Linked DNA regions of Homo sapiens: region 2 is linked to region 1. A link is a contact called in ENCODE Hi-C or POLR2A ChIA-PET data. All regions are on one chromosome and are shown on one strand. The core of a region is the stretch at or near the end of the contact, and the rest is flanking DNA. Distances in the headings are between cores, read along the strand shown.

The links. A loop is a pair of places that touch in the nucleus more often than their neighbours do. ChIA-PET counts read pairs that join two places held with the same protein, here RNA polymerase II (POLR2A). Pooled maps may share reads with other maps.
Region 2: a loop to region 1 is called in a map of naive thymus-derived CD4-positive, alpha-beta T cell, with 2.2 times the contacts of the local background. The contact joins the enhancer-like site here to the promoter of GPR18 in region 1. A Hi-C loop is called at or near these places in 1 of 168 maps with a recorded cell type or tissue (naive thymus-derived CD4-positive, alpha-beta T cell) and 5 of 50 pooled maps. POLR2A ChIA-PET finds 5 or more read pairs at or near these places in 1 of 52 experiments (activated CD4-positive, alpha-beta T cell).

The regions. Positions count from the first base shown.
Region 1 is chr13:99,257,101-99,259,687 of GRCh38, reverse strand. It overlaps GPR18 (G protein-coupled receptor 18), which reads left to right and starts at 1,309. Exons shown (of 2, transcript NM_001098200.2): 1 at 1,309-1,534. All of the region lies in intron 4 of UBAC2 (UBA domain containing 2), which reads right to left. LOC124903198 (a long non-coding RNA gene) reads left to right here. Exons shown (of 3, transcript XR_007063846.1): 3 at 1,102-1,249.
Region 2 is chr13:98,997,697-99,000,283 of GRCh38, reverse strand. It overlaps a transcript of DOCK9 not described here. Among named protein-coding and RNA genes, the nearest start is that of DOCK9, 21 kb to the right of the region's middle. Within about 2 kb of position 1,288, at least 4 of the 41 ENCODE cell types and tissues checked have a DNase peak (open chromatin) inside an H3K27ac peak, as active enhancers do.

The DNA of each region.
Region 1 (2,587 bases), core at 60-2,559:
TGTGATGAATGAAATATAACATCACATATAAAAAACTGATGAATGTGATTCAGCCATAAGAAGTCCTATCTAGTGGACAGATCAATATAATTACCTCATAAGAAGTTATTACAGCGGGAGAAACTGGACCTGGCTTTACCTTGAGTTCTTAAGCAAGTAACTGGCCTTCAATTTCTTCATCCACACAAGAAATAGTTGCTATGGTTGTCTCCAACACTTCTAAAACCCATCATTCTGGCAGGTTGTAACAATCAAAAGTATTTTATCACCAAAGGCAAGGATTTAAGTAACTTTTCTAAGCCACAGATTTACTATGGTTTTGTCTGAGAAAAAAAAAAAAAAGGATGGACCCCAAACTGTCTAAAATTCAAAAAAACAAATACATTTAAGTTCATGAACCCTTTAAAAAGTTGACAAACCATGCATAACCAAACATAAAGATAATTAAAATTTTAGGATAAGCAAATGAGAGATAATTTTTTTTAAGAAATGAGAAAGTAAAACAAAATTAACCTAACAAGGCAGGCAGCGATTCGTTGCTCACTTCCCTTTCTGCTGGTTTCATTTCCCTTCTTAGGTGAAAACACTCTTAATATGTAAATCAGTCCACTAAAGACTTCAGAGTCCTTTCTGCTAAGATTTGCAGAAATTTTTATGCAAAAGAAATTATTTCTAGACTTCCACGCACTAGAAAAGCAGACTTACAAAATACAGCAAACTAAAGTGGATAAATGTATGTGGCAAAGCAGAAGCAATTAATCAAGGATCCTACTTTTAAGCATTTAGAAATGTTTAAATAGTAAAAAGTGGAAATGTGGATATTCTATGATTTTTAATAACTTGGTAGTAAAAAGTGAGACTCCATTTAGGAGTACCTACTAAGTGCCAGGTACTATTAAGCACTTGGGATCTTTCTGGTTTAGGGCCCCTACAATCCTACTGGATATAGTATTATCTCTATTTCAACTGTACAGAAATGAAGTAGGAACAAAGGGTTAGTCAGAGTGGGTAGGTAACTAGACAAAGTCACATAGCTTATAAAGCAAAGAAGCTAGACTTTAAACCCCCTTTTACTCAATATCAAATCTTCTCTTTCCATAGATGATGCAGACTTCAAGCATCAAAGTACACAAACTGAAGAAACTTTATCCTTTGTATATAATTATCTTAAATATATGCCATCATTTCAAGGGGAGCTTATGCTAAGTGTGACTTCATAAACAAATCATTTGTGAAAGAGAAAAACCACATCCAGGGTAAAGTCATAAGGTGAAAAAGCCTATTTCAGAGAGCACTTCCTGAAAGAGACAAAGCAGCAATTAAAGTCAGCCCAGCACCAACTCCGACGCCAAGCGTTACACTGGAAACTACTTTTTAAAGCAACAAAAGAGTCTAAAACAAAATACAACATTTCTTAAATACACTGTTTCCAGAAAGAGCTATTTTAACAGAAGCAACTCAAAGATATCCCTTCGACAGAAGTGGAAGTGCTGAAAAATGCTCATCTCTCACACAGACTTTTGATGGACAGGAGGTAAGCAGCATTTAATTAACTTCATGATTATTGTCAAAAGTAATGCTTTATGTACTGCATTTCAAAAATCATTTCATTTTAATAATACAGGCTGGGCGCAATGGCCCACGCCTGTAACTCCAACACTTTGGGAGGCCAAGGCAGGAGGATCAGTTGTGCCCAGGAGCACCATAGTGAGACCCCGTCTCTATTAAAAAAATATATTTAATTAAAAAAATAAACATAACAAACTATGTTGGTGAAAGACCTTGAAATAGGCTATATAATCATCTTTCCACATTAATATGATTTTACATTTATTTTCAATATTGCTTTACATTAATACTAAATGTAATTTTTTTCAACTTAAGGAAAGAAAATGTTTATGGTAAATCATATGTATATTTAGGAATGTTCATCACATGTTTTCAATTACATTGTTTCATGAAATAACTTAATGGTTTTTAAGAAAAGAAAAGCTACAGATAATCATGGTATCTATAGCTTTTAAAAAGCTGACTTTAAAGTCAATCACTTTTCAATATTTATCCAAAAATTTCTGTGTTTGCAGAGCACAATCAATACTATAATGCCTTTAAAACACATGCATCACTCATTTTTTTTCAAACGTCAGCAAATGAATATAAGTATTGGTGACAAGCTACATAAAAACAGCTTGAGCATAACGTGGGAAAAAAGACTCAAGATGGTTTGTAAGTACAGGACTTATGTCACAAAATTGAAGGATGAGGATAGGTGAAGGGAGTCCTGATGCAATACTAAAAAAAGAAAAACAAATACAAAATTTCATTTATATTATAATTGCTACTATTTAATAAGAATGCATTCCAGTTAAAAATAAGATTTAAGCCTCCAAGATTACTCTCCTTTGAATGACACTAGAGATATAATTTTTCTCTGTAGCACTTTCCTCATTTGATAGAAATTAATATTCTAGTCACACCAATATTTGGAAAATTTAATATGTTTTTAAATATATAGAATTATGCTCCTAAATCATATTTAACCTAAATATTTGAGAAGGAAAGAAGGAGAAGAAGGGAAGAAAGGGAA
Region 2 (2,587 bases), core at 39-2,538, 260 kb after region 1:
CTGCATTCTGTTCAGAACTGAGTGTTGCATCTTCAGAAGGACACATCAGGGCAGGAGAAGACTCAGAGAAGGGCTGTGAAAAGGATTGTGGCATATTTATAATGAGAGTTGGTGATAGGAGCCCCTTCTGCGTGTATTTTCTCCCAGATCCCAGAATCAGATCAGGTCATCTTGCTTTTACCAAACTGATTTAGGGGGTCAGGTAGGTTGAGTATTAAGGCAGGCAGAGCCCTAAACATTTTAGCTACTCCCCAAAAGTGTATATCGTCTTATTGTTGCTTTCTTCTTCTTCTTTTTTTCTTTTTTTAACCAGTTCTTTGCCAAATAACAAGGCAGGGAGTGGTCATGGTGCCTGGGAACTTTGGTGCAAGAGATTTGATACTGAATTTCCGTTTTCACTTTTCACCCTTAGCATTCAACCACCTTTTGGACTGGGCTGTTGTGTTACAGAAGGATACAGGCTTCTGTCCAAATCATACTCTTTGTGACCAGTTTTGTAAAACAAGTGGAAACGCTGATAGTTTGTGCAGATGCATGTTTATCTGAAAAATGCTGGACACCATCCAAAGGCAAAGTATGCAGGAATGGTCTTAATTTTAAAAACAACCTCTCTGTGCATCAGTAATTTAAACCCTTTTCCATTTTTATAATTTTTGAATCGCCCTCTTTCTGTTAAAAAAGAAACATGAAAAGAAAGAAACACTGAGGATAAGTTTTAGTACTGTTTATGTTGTCTGTCCTGCAACCCCAGACACGCAGGACTTGGCTCAAATCAGGCAACTGGAGAATTCAGGAGAAGGCCAGATGATCTGGAAACAAGCAAGGGAAATCATCATTCAAGAAATCCTTCTATTAGGAAATGAGATTTTAAAAGCCAATTTAAAACTATTTTTGCTTTTCTTGTTAAAAGAAGGGTTGTTTTGGTATCCTCTCATTAGTCACCTTCCAGAGAGAGAGAGAGAGAGAGTGTGTGTGTGTGTGTGTGTGTGTGTGCGCGTGCATGCGTGCACACATCTGTTCATAAGCTGCTCCTATGACCTGTGTTCCAGGTCACACACTCACCCTCTGAACATGTGAACAAGAAGATTAATTAGTTGGAAAGACTATTCAAGGAACTCAGGGAATCGCCACACTGGGCTTTTATTCCCCACATCTGCAGTGTCTTAGCCTCCATTGCCAGTGACTCTCTGAAGTTTGGGTTAGGTCTTTTTATCTCAAGAGTCAAAGGGGGAGATGATACAAATCATTGACTTCCTGTCACCCTGTTATCTGTGGTTAGGTGATTCACGTAGCAAAAGTGTGATCCGAGCTTGCTTCCCTTTCTCCAGCCCCAAGGACACTATGGTTGGCTTCCTCCACCACCCACTTATTGTGAGTTTGGGGTTGCAAACTAATTTTGACAGTAGCCCAAAGTGAAACACCATTAGGAAGATGAGCCTGGTTGCTCAGACCCACAGGGAAATCTGGAAGGCCTTGGATTGTCTGTGCCTTCGCCTCTCTCCATGACTATATGGTAATCATTGGAGGGTGAGATGAGGGGTCCCAACGAGTCTGTGCCTAGACTTTAGCAGTTGGACGATTAGGGGCCATGCAGCCTAATCTCAGCCCCATTTGAGAATGTTGCTCCTCTGTGCCTGGGTGGGTGATGGATTGGAAGAGGCCAGGTGGGTAGGGTAGGGGCTGACCTGGACCATGCTTCCTGTACCACAAGACTTCCTCATTCATGGATTTCACCAAGTCTCTTGGTTCGGAAATTCTTAAAAGGGTTTTGGAAGCTTGGTGTGAGACTCTGCCCGGATCATTCAGATGGAAACCAAGGCCATGAGTGCTGTAAGTGCATCCGAGGTTAAAAAGGATTTTCGAGTGCTCCACACATAATTGGTGCCAGGTGTTTCCCATTTGTCTCTATGCCTAGACAAATAATCAGTCTTAGTGGATACCCAGAGGGTGAGCAGAGTTTGCATCTTGAGGGTAGGGTGGGTCCTACCTTCAGGGGCTTCCACTTCATTTAGTGAATTGAGACATGTGCGCTGTGGGTGTCTGGGTGCCCGGACCTTGCTGCCCTGTCTGGCTTCTCTGATGATGCATGCCTGCCAGCTGCCATCACCCTTGCCCCAAGGCTCCACTGTCTATCCCGGCCCCACCTCAGCTGTTCTCATCTGTGACTCATTCACAGAGGTCCACCAAGTACAGAGGAAAAGCTGAGGAGAATGGCAGGTGTCACATGCATGACACCCTCACCATCACCCTGGAGATGTTTCTGTGGTTTGCAGCAAATCTTGGAAGAGCAGAATGGCCTCAGCCCTAGTCTGAGAAAATCCTCAGGGCTTTTACAGAGATGATCCTGGGGACTTAGGAGAATCTGCTGTGTTGGTCAAGGGTGGGGCTGGGCCAGTGCCACACTTTGGCAGAACAGACCTCTCGTTAGCTACGGGGCTGGAAAGCAGCATGCTTCTCAGTTATTCTCCCAGAATCCCCACATGGAAATGTTTTCTATTGTATAACAAAGATGCACAAAGTCAGGGGGTGACTGGAGTATTCCTGACCAGCCAGGGCTGGAATTGCAAGCCAGCAATGCACAGAGACA